Linked DNA regions of Homo sapiens: region 2 is linked to region 1. Evidence: chromatin contacts called from ENCODE Hi-C data. All regions are on one chromosome and are shown on one strand. Each heading gives the region's core, a stretch centred on a gene start or an enhancer-like site at or near the end of the contact. The rest is flanking DNA. Distances are from core to core; before and after follow the strand shown.

What was found. Hi-C counts contacts between places; a loop is a spot of excess contacts on that map. Pooled maps may share reads with other maps.
Region 2: a loop to region 1 is called in a pooled map, with 2.2 times the contacts of the local background. The contact joins the promoter of HAGLROS here to the promoter of DLX2 in region 1. A Hi-C loop is called at or near these places in 5 of 50 pooled maps.

The regions. Positions count from the first base shown.
Region 1 is chr2:172,100,659-172,107,375 of GRCh38, reverse strand. DLX2 (distal-less homeobox 2) reads left to right here and starts at 4,476. Exons shown (of 3, transcript NM_004405.4): 1 at 4,476-5,237; 2 at 5,730-5,914; 3 at 6,432-6,717. The coding sequence starts at 4,838. It overlaps DLX2-DT (DLX2 divergent transcript), which reads right to left and starts at 4,370. Exons shown (of 5, transcript NR_126376.1): 1 at 4,108-4,370; 2 at 3,344-3,438; 3 at 1,176-1,493. RefSeq lists a silencer at 4,475-4,674.
Region 2 is chr2:176,172,333-176,179,448 of GRCh38, reverse strand. HAGLROS (HAGLR opposite strand lncRNA) reads right to left here and starts at 1,283. Exons shown (of 2, transcript NR_110457.1): 1 at 1,196-1,283; 2 at 440-1,024. It overlaps HAGLR (HOXD antisense growth-associated long non-coding RNA), which reads left to right. Exons shown (of 3, transcript NR_033979.2): 2 at 1,955-2,117; 3 at 2,757-6,260. HOXD3 (homeobox D3) reads right to left here. Exons shown (of 4, transcript NM_006898.5): 4 at 6,351-7,116. RefSeq lists an enhancer at 1,092-1,886.

The DNA.
Region 1 (6,717 bases), core at 3,227-5,726:
GTTCGAGACCAGCCTGACCAATATGAAGAAACCTCATCTCTACTAAAAATACCAAAAAAAAAAAAAAAAAAAAAAAAAAAAAATAGCAGGGCGTGGTGGCACATGCCCGTAATTCCAGCTACTCGGGAGACTGAGGCAGGAGAATCGCCTCAGTTGCGAGGCTGCGGTGAGCTGAGATCGCGCCATTGCACTCCAGCCTGAGCAACAAGAGCAAAACACCGTCTCAAAATAATAATAATAATAATAATAATTTTTAAAATGGTAGAAACCCGAGACAACCTCTGAGCTGGGAAGCCGTGGCAGCAGAGACCAGAGGACCCACCCATTCCCTGCACAGGCCGAGTTTTAGCTCCCCAAGAGTGATCCCATTGTGTCCTCTCGCCAGGTCCATGCAGGAAAAGAAAAAATGTGAAATCCCAGGACGCAGATCCCGAGTCAGGGGTCGCGTCTGCCTGCCGGCCCAAGGGGCTGCGGAGAGCTGATGGCTCCCGGAGTCCCTCGAGGCTGCCTTAGGGGTCGCAGGGAAAATCAGGTTGAGGAGACCAGCAATGCGAAAGGACCCAGCCAGAGTTGTCCCAAGAAGCTGCAATTAGCCAATGAAGTAAGAACAAAAGCACTGCGGGTTTGGTCGCAAAGGCTGAGCTGGGAGGTTCTCATAACCAAATCCCCGCCCTCTTCCAACGTCTTTGAGTTTTAGGACAAACCCCAAAGGGATTCGAAAGCGCAGGTTCCTAGAGCTACTACTTCGGGGACGAAAACACAAAGGTACCGAAACTGGCATTGCCTCTTGGACCAGCGGCCCGGAAACTCCCGTCTCCGGGACCCTCGACGAGACTGTGAGGAGTAGGAGCAGCAGCGCATGCAGCCCTCCCATCCCCCGAGTGAGGAAGGAGAGTGAAAATGGGCCTGGCCCCGCCACGCACTGAGGGCACCCGGGCGCCCACCCTAGCTCCCTGCCGACAGGAGGCATCCTCTCCCCAGTAATACCCAACTGGGCTGGCTTTCTGTGCAGCGGAGGACGCCCAATAGCCCGGCAGAGCAAAGCGCCCGGCTAGGCGAAGGCTGGAATCCTGCCCCAGGCTAGCGGTGGGGCAAGGGTCTGAGAGCAAAGCGCAGACTTGTCCTCTCCAGCTCGCCGTCTTCTGGAGACCTGGAGCTGTTCAACTAAGGCTTACCATAAATACCCTTGTGATTTGTGCTATGGCAACAGAGAAAGGCGGCTGCCTGGCAAGGGGGGAGAGGCACCCAACTCAAAAGAAGTCGTTTCCGTTCTCGAGCCTCAGTGTCCATCTATACAATGAGAATGATGATTCCATCCCTGCCTGGCGCAGGGGTTGGCGTTAGGCTCCTACGAGGGGAGAGGTCGCAGCGCGGCGTCAGCCTGGGACAAGCGATCCAAAGCAGAAGAAAGTCTCAGCGATGGGATTCGAACACGCAAGCACAGAGCAGAAACTTCAGGCTCCCCTTATTTACCCCCACCGTTCTCTATGTTCCTGCGGAGCAAAAGAATGCCGAAGTCAGAGAAATCCGAAAACAGAGAAGGGGAAAGAAAGTGCCCTGGGGCAGAAGAGGTAGCTGGCCGCCCTCAAGCACCAGTGTTCTCCCAAACTCGTTTTAAGCCTCCCCTTCACTCCTCTCAGATCACTAAGGAGACGGGCGTCACTCTGACTGTAGACAAAACTGTCAATTCCCTATGCCACTGCTTCCCTGACTTCAGACCAAAGTAAGCAAATCGTTTGGACATTGTGGTGCAGTAATCAGATAATTTGGCTAAACCCAGACTTGTGTTCAAATTATCAGAACTGATACCTCAAGTCTCTACTTGATTCTCCAAATGCAGTTGTGCGTTCTGTCTCCCTTTCCCCCTCCCTCACACTCTCCCCGCTTGCTCATTGCCTCTGGTCTCTTCTTTGCCCCCTCTTTCCCCCATGTACACAATCCTTTGTTTTACAGATAAAGTGGGGCTCCAGTCATTTCCTTCCAGAAAGAAACCATTTTCCAGATCCCAGCTGATCTAGACTTTGGGCTGCTAATTAATGGAAGTTACTGAATAAATAAAATACAACAAATTTGCCATCATGAAAAAGCCTGGAGAACATATTTAGGGTGGGAACAAAGAACAGAGAGAAGAAGACATGGTGGTTGGATTTTTTTTTTTTTTTTTTTTTTTTGAGTCAGAGTCTCGCTCTGTCACCCAGGCTGCAGTGCAATGGCATGATCTTGTCATGATCTTGGCTCACTGCAACCTCTGCCTCGCCAGCTCAAGTGAATCTCCTGCCTCGGCCTCCCAAGTAGCTTGGATTACGGGCTCCCACCAGCAAACCTGGCTAATTTTTGTATTTTTAATAGAGATGGGGTTTCATTATGTTGGCCAGGCTGGTCTCGAACTCCTGACCTCAGGTGATTTGCCCGCCTTGGCCTCCCAAAGTGCTGGGATTACAGGTGTGAGCCACCGTGCCCAGCAGGCGGTTGGATTTTTAAAATTGTCTTTTTCAGGGAATTTTTTTTCTACATTAGATCAAAGCAGCTACCACTGTGGTGACAGAAAGAGTTGGAATTTGAAGTCAAAACACCAAAAGGCGGGCAGATCACGAGGTCAGGAATTCGAGACCAGCCTGACCAACATGGTGAAACCCCATCTCTACTAAAAATACGAAAATTAGCCGGGAGTGGTGGCGCGCGCCTGTAATCCCAGCTACTTACGAGGCTGAGGCAGGAGAATCGCTTGAACCCAGGAGGTGGAGGTTGCAGTGAGCCAAGATGGCGCCACTGCACTCCAGCCTGGGTGACAGAGTGAGACTCCGTCTCAAAAAAACAAAAACAAACAAAAAAACACCAAAAGGCAATCATGTTTCAATATCAAGAGGTTGGTTTTGCAGCTGAGGCCCACAAAGTAGGCAGAGAACCGCATAAAGCAATGCAGGTGGGTGGAGGTGAGCTCCACCTCCAACGTTTCTCATAAGCTGGCGCTTTCCATCTAGGGGCCTTCCTTAACCAAAAAAAAGCTGGGAACTAAATCCAGGTAGACTTAAAGGCGCATTACCTATCTCATTATTTCTCTGTGTGAATGCTGGAGTTTTAATTACACACTTGCTTTTTATGGGGAAGAAGACCAAAGATCATATTTTTGAAGGTATCAACTTGTTTTCTATCAGACAGTTGTTTTAACAAGTTCTTTCAGCGACATGTTATGTCTTTAGGAAAGGGTGCTTCAGATGGTGCGCACTAGCACAATTTTGTGGCTTTTAATTACTATTTTGTTCTTTTGGGGGGTTTCAGAGGCTGGCGCCTGGGCGTGATTAGACCGTCTACCCCGCCCCCCGCAACCTCGCACACTGCCCACCAGGTGGCGCCACAAAGCAAGCGCTGCCGCAGGAACTTCGGACTTGGGAGTCCAGCAAGTCGTGCAGTCCATCACCGTCGGGCCAAGGTTTCCAACTACAAGGTTATAGAGACAGAGGAAGTCACCATTTCCGATTTTTTAAAAAACAGAGGGAAAAGAAAAAAATTGCAATGATAGGGTAGAACAGGGTCCTAAAATGCAAAACTGTAAAACAGGATTAAATTCAACAAACCAGATAAAACTTTTTATATTTGTTGTAAATTTACAGAGAAGTGATAAATCTAGTATCTACTTGATAAATCTATAATCTCACCTATTATCCTATTTCCTTTTTCGCAAGAGCATCGAATTTTCAAGGACAACTGGTGAACCTTTCCACCCGAAGGAGGAAGTCCTCGGGATGGCTTTCAGGGTGTCATTTACTTATCAAACGTATATAATTACTCAGAGTCTCGCGTGTCGGGAAAGTACCAGGGAAAGTGGTTTCAAATATACTATTAGCAATAATACCTTTAAGTTTATGTAGCTTCTCTTTGAAGCAACAAGGAAAACCCGTTTCAATATTATATGATTAATTGTCCTAATATCCCTGCGGATTGGTTAAGAAGCGAGCATTACACGTGGTTTGTGGATAATTAAATCAATTGATTATGTCAAGTGCCGAGTGGCTAACAAGAATAAATGCCAGACACTTCGAGGAAAAGTGAAGATAGAGCTGGCTGGACTCTGGGCACCGATGTACTTTAATGTGTTTGAAAACTGACCTCGGACATGAAAGTACGAATCACTGGAACTGGCACTTGCTCACAGAATGGGAGAGGGGACCCCACTTCTTCCTCTGAGGCAAAACGCCAGTCTGTCTCCACGCCTTCTGTCTTCCTGCTGCGGGCCACCCTGACTCCTCGCTACCTCGACCCCTCGCCTCGCTGCTCACATTCGGCGGCAGTCTGTTTGCACCTGGGGCCGCTGCAGCCGCAGCCGCAGCCACAGCGCCCACCATGTGACGCCCGCCCCTTGGCCGGGCGTTCCCGGAGCTCCGCGGCCGTTTGCTTCTGATTGGCTGTTGCTAGGTGACGTCGCCAGCGCTCACGTGACGAGTGTTAAATGCCCACACTTCAGGAGCCCGCCTGGCAGACAATCGTAAAGCCGCTCGGGGCCGCTCACCTGCTCCCGCCTCCCAGAGCCCCGACCCGGCCCAGCCACCCCTGCCCCCTCCACTGCCCGCCCCCCGCCAGAGCCCGCGCTCGCGCTGGGCAAGGAGCCGAGCGGGCCCAGAGGCCGAAAGAGGATGCGACCAGAGGCAGCTGTCCCGAGCAGCGCACGGTGATCGCCTCCCCCGGAGGAGGAGGCGCCTAGACGGTTGCCTCCTTTCTTGTTTCCCCACCACCACCCCCGTAATTACATTGGCTGCTGGAGGGGACCGGGAGAGACAGAGGAGGCGCCTGGCTTCCCCCGCACGCCCGCCACCTCTGCTCTTTCCCGTCTCGGGCCAGGATGACTGGAGTCTTTGACAGTCTAGTGGCTGATATGCACTCGACCCAGATCGCCGCCTCCAGCACGTACCACCAGCACCAGCAGCCCCCGAGCGGCGGCGGCGCCGGCCCGGGTGGCAACAGCAGCAGCAGCAGCAGCCTCCACAAGCCCCAGGAGTCGCCCACCCTTCCGGTGTCCACCGCCACCGACAGCAGCTACTACACCAACCAGCAGCACCCGGCGGGCGGCGGCGGCGGCGGGGGCTCGCCCTACGCGCACATGGGTTCCTACCAGTACCAAGCCAGCGGCCTCAACAACGTCCCTTACTCCGCCAAGAGCAGCTATGACCTGGGCTACACCGCCGCCTACACCTCCTACGCTCCCTATGGAACCAGTTCGTCCCCAGCCAACAACGAGCCTGGTATGCATAACGCTGAAGTCAAGAGTGCCGAGTCGGTCTAGTTAATGGGATGGATGGGTAAACGTGTTTGGGGCGGGGGGCCTTCGAAAGCTCTGGATTTTCACGCTGCCTGCTCACCGCCCGCTTGTGCCCTTTACCCTCCCCAGCCTCCAATCTGCCGCAGGTCGCCGGTTACGTCCCTCTCTCCTTTGGTAGGACCTGGTGGCCTCAAGAGCCAAGTGGGCGTGCTCTGCCTGCCTCATAAGGGCATCTCCTTGCCACCAGCTTCTTTCTCTTGGGTGTGCACTTGTCTCCCCCTTCCCTGGAGGGTACAGCTCCCGGGGTCGGTGGCGGCTCCGATCGCACGCTGCGAAGTTGCGCCTGCCCGTGGCGCCACAGTTCAGTGCACCCACCTCTTTGCTCAAGCCAAGTCCCCCCCGCCGGGCCCTCTAGGAGGGCGGGAACTCCAGGACCCCTGGGTTGCGCTGTTCTTACGATTCTTTATCGTTGCAGAGAAGGAGGACCTTGAGCCTGAAATTCGGATAGTGAACGGGAAGCCAAAGAAAGTCCGGAAACCCCGCACCATCTACTCCAGTTTCCAGCTGGCGGCTCTTCAGCGGCGTTTCCAAAAGACTCAATACTTGGCCTTGCCGGAGCGAGCCGAGCTGGCGGCCTCTCTGGGCCTCACCCAGACTCAGGTGGGGCTCGCGCCCTGCAGGGGCGAGGAGAGCGCGGGCCTGAGATGGCTGGGAAGCAGGCGGGTTTAGGACAATGCTTTTTAAAGTTCATTTTAAGTACTTTTAAGGATTTCCAGGCCTGCGCCTCGAGCGGCCCTAAGTAAGCTTCTAGGCCCAAAGCTGGAAACCCCCAAGGGGCCGCCGTGGGAGGGAAGGAAAGGGACCGGGTGGACAGAAATCCCGTACCTCTCGCTACTGATTAAGCGGGTGAAATAACTGGCCCTCCTCACCCTCCCGCTGTCACCATCATCACAGTGCACGTACACCAGCAGTCCTGGCCTTTTGGCAATTACCTCCCCAGGGAGCAGGAACCGGCAGAGCCTCGAAGGCCGCCGCCCGTGATCCTCTTATCTCCCCAGGGCGCTCGCTGCCCACCGCTAGCCAGCGGTTTTTCTCTGCCTTCTTTTTTCTCCTCTTCGAACCCCTACTGCCCCAAGACTAGGTTCCTCCACTAATGCTCAGGTCTTTTTCCTCAAAGGTCAAAATCTGGTTCCAGAACCGCCGGTCCAAGTTCAAGAAGATGTGGAAAAGTGGTGAGATCCCCTCGGAGCAGCACCCTGGGGCCAGCGCTTCTCCACCTTGTGCTTCGCCGCCAGTCTCAGCGCCGGCCTCCTGGGACTTTGGTGTGCCGCAGCGGATGGCGGGCGGCGGTGGTCCGGGCAGTGGCGGCAGCGGCGCCGGCAGCTCGGGCTCCAGCCCGAGCAGCGCGGCCTCGGCTTTTCTGGGCAACTACCCCTGGTACCACCAGACCTCGGGATCCGCCT
Region 2 (7,116 bases), core at 34-2,533, 4.1 Mb before region 1:
ATGGTAGAACATTTTTCCAAAGCAAGTTAATTTTCCACCCAAGAGGATGAAGGGAGAGAAGGCTGAAGGAAGAGGGGGCAAAGCTGAGGCTTTCTTTCCTTCAGGGACTATTTTCTGTGGCCTGAGGCAACACATTTACTAACTTCAGAAACATCTCAGCTGAAGTCCCGCAGCAAAAAAGGGTAAAAGGGGAACTAGGCTGGAACCTTGTTAGGATTTACAAAGAGAACAGCATGACCACTCCAGAAGGGTTATAAAAATGCTTCACCACTAACTCCACCAAACCCTCCTGCTGTAAACAGCTCTAATGCTAGTGACTACCCTCAGACACTTACTGTCTATCCCTTTAGGGTGTTCTTAAAATACACCGGAAAGAACGGAGGTAAAAATACTGGAGTGTTTCCTCCACACTGGAAAGAGGTGAGTCATATCATTGTGATTGGTGTTTTAAGTATATTTTTATTGTTATTTTAAATGGCATTCAAGTTTAGCTTCAAGTTCAACAGCAGTCTTAGCCTACTTCCTCCCACACAAATACTCCTGCCAGTAAATAGGCACTCTTAAATAAAACAGTGCCTGCAAGAACCTTCTGACCCATTGAAATTAGTCTTGCCCTGTCTTCAGAGGTGTATTCGTCCCTCTCTGGGTGTAGAGCGGTATTTAAGGGTGACACTCGGGCACGCAGGAGGTGTGGCAGGGGGCGGGGAATGCAAGGTCACTGTGGCTCAGGGGCGGGTGTGGGTGCAGGCGCGTTGGGAGGACCCTGGGCGCCCTGGGAAGTCCGAGGGCAGGCGGCAGGGCTGGCGGGCAGCAGTGCTGGCTTCCGACGTGAGGTGGTGACGGCGGGCCCTGCGCCCAGGCCCTGTGCTGCCGACCGCTGTCCTGGCTGCGCAGCTCCCCAGCAGGCGCCGGGCTCAGGTCGCGCCTTCAGTTAGCGCTCAGCCTGCGCTACTGCGTCTCCTCCGCTTGCGATTTCTGGTCGGATCCCAGCTGGCCCAGACTTGCTCTGAAGTAGGAGGAACCGCTGTCGAGCGAAAAGTGCACACCGGGTGATTGATGAACTCTTAATAGAACTAACCTCTCCTGCCCCCAACCCTAGACACACACAGAGAAAACCTCCACCCCAGCCCCTTCTCCAGTCCTCCTCGCGGGCGAGAGGGGACGCGGCCGCCAGCCGGTAGGGTGATTAACTCACCGTCTGTCTTTGCAAAAGTGTTCCAGGTGGATCAGGAGCGCCAGCCCACCCCGCCCGCAGCCTGGCCGCTCGCTGAGGCGCGGAGAGCGCGGAACGAGCGCGCGCATCACGTGGCGGCGCGGACGTTTGTGCCGCGCGCCCGCCAGACCGCCCAGGAGGCGGCGGCTATTGTTCCCCGCAGGGGCCCGGGGCGCCCTGAAACGGGGTCCACGTCAGCCCGCTCCCGAGCGTGTCCTCAGGTCTAAGGACGGGTGGGGCTTCCTTTGTGTGTTCTCTGGAAGGGGCTGGGATGGCGTCGTTGCTGCCCCAAGGGGTAACCGAGGGGGATTGAGGGAAGATGGTACCAGCTCCCTAGAGCTCAGCTCACCAGACCTACTCTTCCGCTCGACCCTTGCAGAGGAGGTGGGGACGGATATGGTATTTGTAGGGCAGCGCTGTGAACAATGGAGCCATCAAAAAGGCCTTCTCCCAGCCTCCTCACCAACCACGGACATTCCTGGCCCAACAAGACCTCCTGGCCAGGTTTTGAGCCCTGCTTCCCAGGTAAAAACACTGCCTGTACCAGAGCTCTCCATGAATTTTGGTTTAAATTAGGATTTAAATTCTTCTGGCCCTTACTAATGTTAAAACCCAGCTTTTATGATTTCTCCAGGTAGTATTCTTTCCTTAAAATAATCCAGACTAGCTATAGGAACCAATCAGGACATTTTGCCCAAGATCTAGGACAGAAAGACTCATGCAGTAACTCCTGCCTTACAGATCTGGGGACCCTTCACCTGCCTCTACTACTGCAAATGATTGGATATTCGTCTGACTTGGCTCTTCCCTAATGTGTGGAACTAATTTTGTTCACTCTGTTTCATGCTGGACCTGGCCTGAAAATGGGCCCTTATATTGTCTTTGCACTTTCCAACTTGCCAAGGTAGGTGTGAAACCTGAGGGAAGTTTTTAGGAATAGGCTTTAGGCCAGGTACTTAAATCCATTTGTTCCCAACCTTGGACTCCAAAGATAAGGGCATTTGTAGCTGGAGTAGAAAAGAAGGGAACAATGAGAACTAAGATTTCATCCTCTGTGATGATTCTTATCATTCACCGTCCTTCCTCTCCAGCATCACCAGTGCAGAAAGTGCAGAGGACTTATGTACCCAATCTTTTTTTTTTTTTTTTTTTTTTTTTGAGATAGAGTTTCACTCTTGATGCCCAGGCTGGAGTGCAATGGTGTGATCTCAGCTCACTGCAACCTTGCCTCCCAGGTACAAACGATTCTCCTGTCTCAGCCTCCCAATATACCCAATCTTTCTCCTTTCTATCCAGGCCTTCTGCAAGAGAGATCTAAGAACCAGCCCTCAAAGATGGTAAGGGCTTGGCTAGTGACAGCCCAGTCTCAGCTCCCTGTGCCCAAAGTGTCGGAACAGGGCCACTCAACCCAAGCCCTACATATATACTCTGGGAAGTTGCAGTGCCTCGAAGTGATCAGGCCATAGTCCTGTGAAGACTGGGGTCATCCATGTCCCTTCCTGCCTACTCACAAACTTCTGTTCTTCCTATTCTTTTCTTTCAGTTTCTGAAAGAAGGACCAAAGTAATGCCAAGAACTCCCAGATGAAGAGGACCTTCCTTAGACCTATAACAGATTCACTACTTGACTTCAGAGGGAAGTTTCAGCTAATTCTCAGGAAAAGGTCAAAACAGGCCTGTGACTGTCCCTTGAATACTGAAGGTATAAACAAGCTTCTGGCTCCTCCAGGTCAAGCAGAGGAACACTTTTATTAGAATGAAGGGTTACTTCTTTGTTATTCAAACACACACCCACACACATCCTCTGTAGTCTCCCTAATGAAAAACCTCAACAGATGGAGAGCCTGAGCTCCCAAGTCCGCAGGCTGAGAAGATGCACTTCACTCAAGGGCCAGTGGGCTGGTACAGACTAGGGAAGAGAAAAGGGACAAAGGCTGCTAGTATAGGTAATCACTATCTTTTAATACTCCTAACACATAGAAATTCGAAAAATCTTGTTCAGCAATGTTAGCAGCCTGTGAGCCTCGGAAACTAATTTGGCTGATGTGTCTCTGATAGGGAGCTTGGGGCTGCACCAAGGGGAAACATTCTCCTCCTGTATTCTCTCCTCTCTCTCGTTTGAAAGCCTGTACAAAGAAATGGTACAAATGGATGGTTAACTTAATGATTCCATCAGAGGCAGATTTTTCTCTGTCAGGTCCCTGGATAAGGTGGAGGTCTGAAAGCCAGGAGACAGAATATGTACTTAATCGCCCTTTCTGACCTGCTTACCAGTGACCAGGACTACTCTCCAGGCCTTTCTTCTGCCACTTCCCCATTCTTCCTGGCTAGTTCAGTTGGGTCTCAGCACTTCAACTCCTGGCTGGATCCTGAGTTTTTCTTGGTTGCAGGGAAAGCTCTCACTGTCTGCATCTCCTTCCCCACCCCCACCTCCCGTTTTGCAGCTGGCCATTCTGGCTGCCTCACAGCTATCCTGCCTTAATTCATATTTGATTGCCTGGACAGAACCACCTAGAATGTCCAGACGACTGCCACCCCTCAGCCATGGGCCTGAGATCCTGCCCTGACCCCTTTCTTCAGACCCCAGGAGGACCCACAATCTCCCTGATCCCCACCTTCCCCAAAGTAGTCTCTAGGAAAAAAGCAGAGCTGGCTAAGGCCTGAGACAGAGCCATTTCTTCCCCTTGGGCAAACGAGGTAGACCCTCCCAGAGACCAATGCCGGAGAGGCCCGGATCCGAGCTCCCTTTATATGGCCTCCCCCATCACGGATCCCGTGGGAAAACCTGACACACAATGGCGCGGCTGCTCCGGGCACCCTCAACCCAGCGCCCTGCGGCAAGGCCTGGAGCAGCCTGGTGGTCTTGGTGCGCTCCCTTTGCCCTCCCCGCAACCCTCTGCGAGCACTCGTCCCAGGAGAGAGACCCTGGCTAGGGTGGAGGTTGCCTCCCGCAAAGGGCGCTGTTGCTGGGGCCTCCCCTCCCCCATTCTCTTGTTTTTCTGCTTCTGAGACTCGGGAGGGAGGCGGCAGGCGCCTCCGCAGCCGATAGAGCAGCTATTGTGACCTTCCCTTGCAGAGCGGGAACCCAGCCGAGTGTGTACCGCCGGCGGTGGCGGGGGAGGAGGCGACTGTGTGTGCAAACCTCAGTCGGAGAGGGGGTGGCGCTGGGAAATAAAGGTTTGCAACCTCAGGCAGTTGGGCCCTTCAGAGGGCGTTTGGTTGTGTTTAGACTCGGTTGCTTTCTAACACTAATTGCAGGCTCAAAAGGAGCGGAATTTATTGCGAAGGCCAAGGCGGCTTGTTTATAATTTATGAAGTTTTAAATGGCTGTGCCGCGGGCCCCAACTTTCTCCTGGGCTGGCAGCCGCGCGGAAACGCGCCCTCCCCCGGCTCGCCGCCCACCCCCACCCACGCCCCTCAGATGAGTCTCACGCCAATGGCAGGAACAGATCCGAGCTATTAGAAGTCTCGGGAACCTCCAGAGATGACAGAAGGTGGCAGATTTGGTCCAAGCCCTCACCCCACTCGAGAGGAGGGCGTCGGGGAAAGCTGTGGCTGCCTGGAGAGGGAGCCCCTGATCCCACACTTCCTTGGAGCCTGAGTGTGAGAGGAAGCTAATGTCAGCCGGGCTAGACACCGTTTAAAGTCTAATCCATGAAACCCTAAGCCGCAAATGACACTTGGGGCTTTGCAGACACCCGCAGACTCAGCAGATACTCCTGCGGTAACACACTGTGCTGGAAAACGCCTGGAGCCATGACACATTACGTATTTTTATTATTATTTATGGTAGGAAGAGGAGATGAGGGAAAATCGGGCTGAATCTAAGCAGCCTGACAATTCAGCTAGTTAATATTTAGCCAGTTAAGAAAGGTGGTTGTAATCCCTGCAAGGCAGTGAGCTCTCCTTTGATTTCTCTAATAGCTTAAAAAATAATTTCTTACAAGACAATTAGAAATTCTGCCTATGGATGCAAATTTCATAGAAAACAATGTTAAGCCTTGAAAGTGGGTAAAATGTGCCTTCGATTGAAGTCATTTATTCTGTTGATACACTTCTACAACATATATATTTTAAACCTGCTCAGATAAAGTGAAATTTAGCAAAAGGATATCCCCTCCCACCCCCAAATCTAACATGCCATTTTAAAAACAGCACAAAGGAACAAGGAAACTAAATATTATTTTGAGCCATCATTACTTAGTGAAATACAAACATCCAAATAGAAACGATTGTTGTTCCACCAGAAGATTAGAAGTTAAATTATTTCCACACAATAGGAATTTCACTTCGTGTCATCGGGGATGTAGTAGGAGTTGCATTATTTGTCAAACCAAATAGAGATGCGTGGGCTGACTTTGCTGAAATACAAAAGAATTGAACCTTATCTGAAGGCGTTTTCTAAGTGGCCCCTCCCATAGAAGCCGGGAAGTTGTCCACCCCTAGCAGAAGCCACATTAATATTTACAAAATGGTTATAAATCCTTGAAGACATTTTTGCCCATTTTGTATAAGAAACAGGAGTAAACAAGGTGTTTATACTTGTTATGTTTCATTAATGAAATATTATTACTTTACATCTTGGGGAATGTTTGTTTTCTTTAGAAATGAACTAATGATCACTACAAAGGAAGAATTCATGACAGCATTTCCTAGAGAAAAAGCTTAGGTACGCGTCTCCAAATGATGGTTTCTTTTTCTACACCTTAGCTTTTTCATAGCTCAATTCTTCTTACAACTTCTCTTGTGTTTTTTCTTTGATTGTCAGTTTTCTTTCAAAGTTTATTTTTTGTTACTTAATGCAGAAAAGTGAGCTCTGGTCTCCCCAGTGTAAAAGTCGATTGTGTCTAGAAAGAAGGCAGTAAAAACAGCAAAGCAGGCGCTGCTTTCAAAAAGCCCTGCCCAAATCATCCCGCCCAGAACCTTCTTAGGTTTGCATCCTCATTTCCCCCTCCCCTAATTTCAATAGCTGGAAAGTAATCAAGTATCCCGAGAACCAATTTATGCACTAGACTCCAAATAAATAAAATATTTTTTTCAAAGTGTCAGTCTGTTTCGGGGCCTTCCATGGGGATTGTGCGAGATAAAGGCATAGTGATCTGCTTGCAAGTGTGCATGATTAACACAGATACAGTTCCGACTGGGAAATTTTTTTATTCTAAATATTTGTTCCAATAGTACCAGACAATTTGAAATCAATAAACTGTGGTGAGGACTGTGGTTTTTGAGAAATGACCAAAGTGTGTTGTGCCACGCCACCGGGCTTCCTGACTCTACCCATGAAGGACAATTTGCGGTCTTAATCCTTTATGTCAACTACAAACACCAGCCACGGTTACGACTGTTCAAAACTACTCTCTCAACTAGTTCAGACCAGGGGGACTAAGGAGGTGAAATGTGGCCCCCACGGCCTGGAAGCGAATTCCTAAGCTCGGCTGGATAAATCTACAAATATACACATAAATACATTCAGACAAGGATAAATAATCAGGGAACGAAATGACTCGCTTCAAATAATAAATACAGATAGTTTAGTCCGATGCAATCCTTACGGCACAGGAAGGAGAATATAAATTAAGGTCTCTGAAACTAAGCTAGACGCGGGCCAGGCCCAAGACTCTCCAAGCTCTGGTCCCTCTGCAGGGCGCGCCGCTGATGGGTCTCAGACTTACCTTTGGGACACCATTACCAGATTGGAGTCCCTTGGTCCGCAGTATGTGGCACTGTCAAATTTACAGGGAAGGATCCTTGCGGCTGATTTATGGCGAGTCACCCAAAGGACGCCCATGGAGGGGAGGCCCGGTCGCCTGCGCCTCCGCCGCTGGAGGCCTGAGACCCGGGAGGCGGCGGCAGGGCAAGAGCGGGGAAGGGGGTTCCCGAACTGCCCCGCGGGCCCCACCCTCT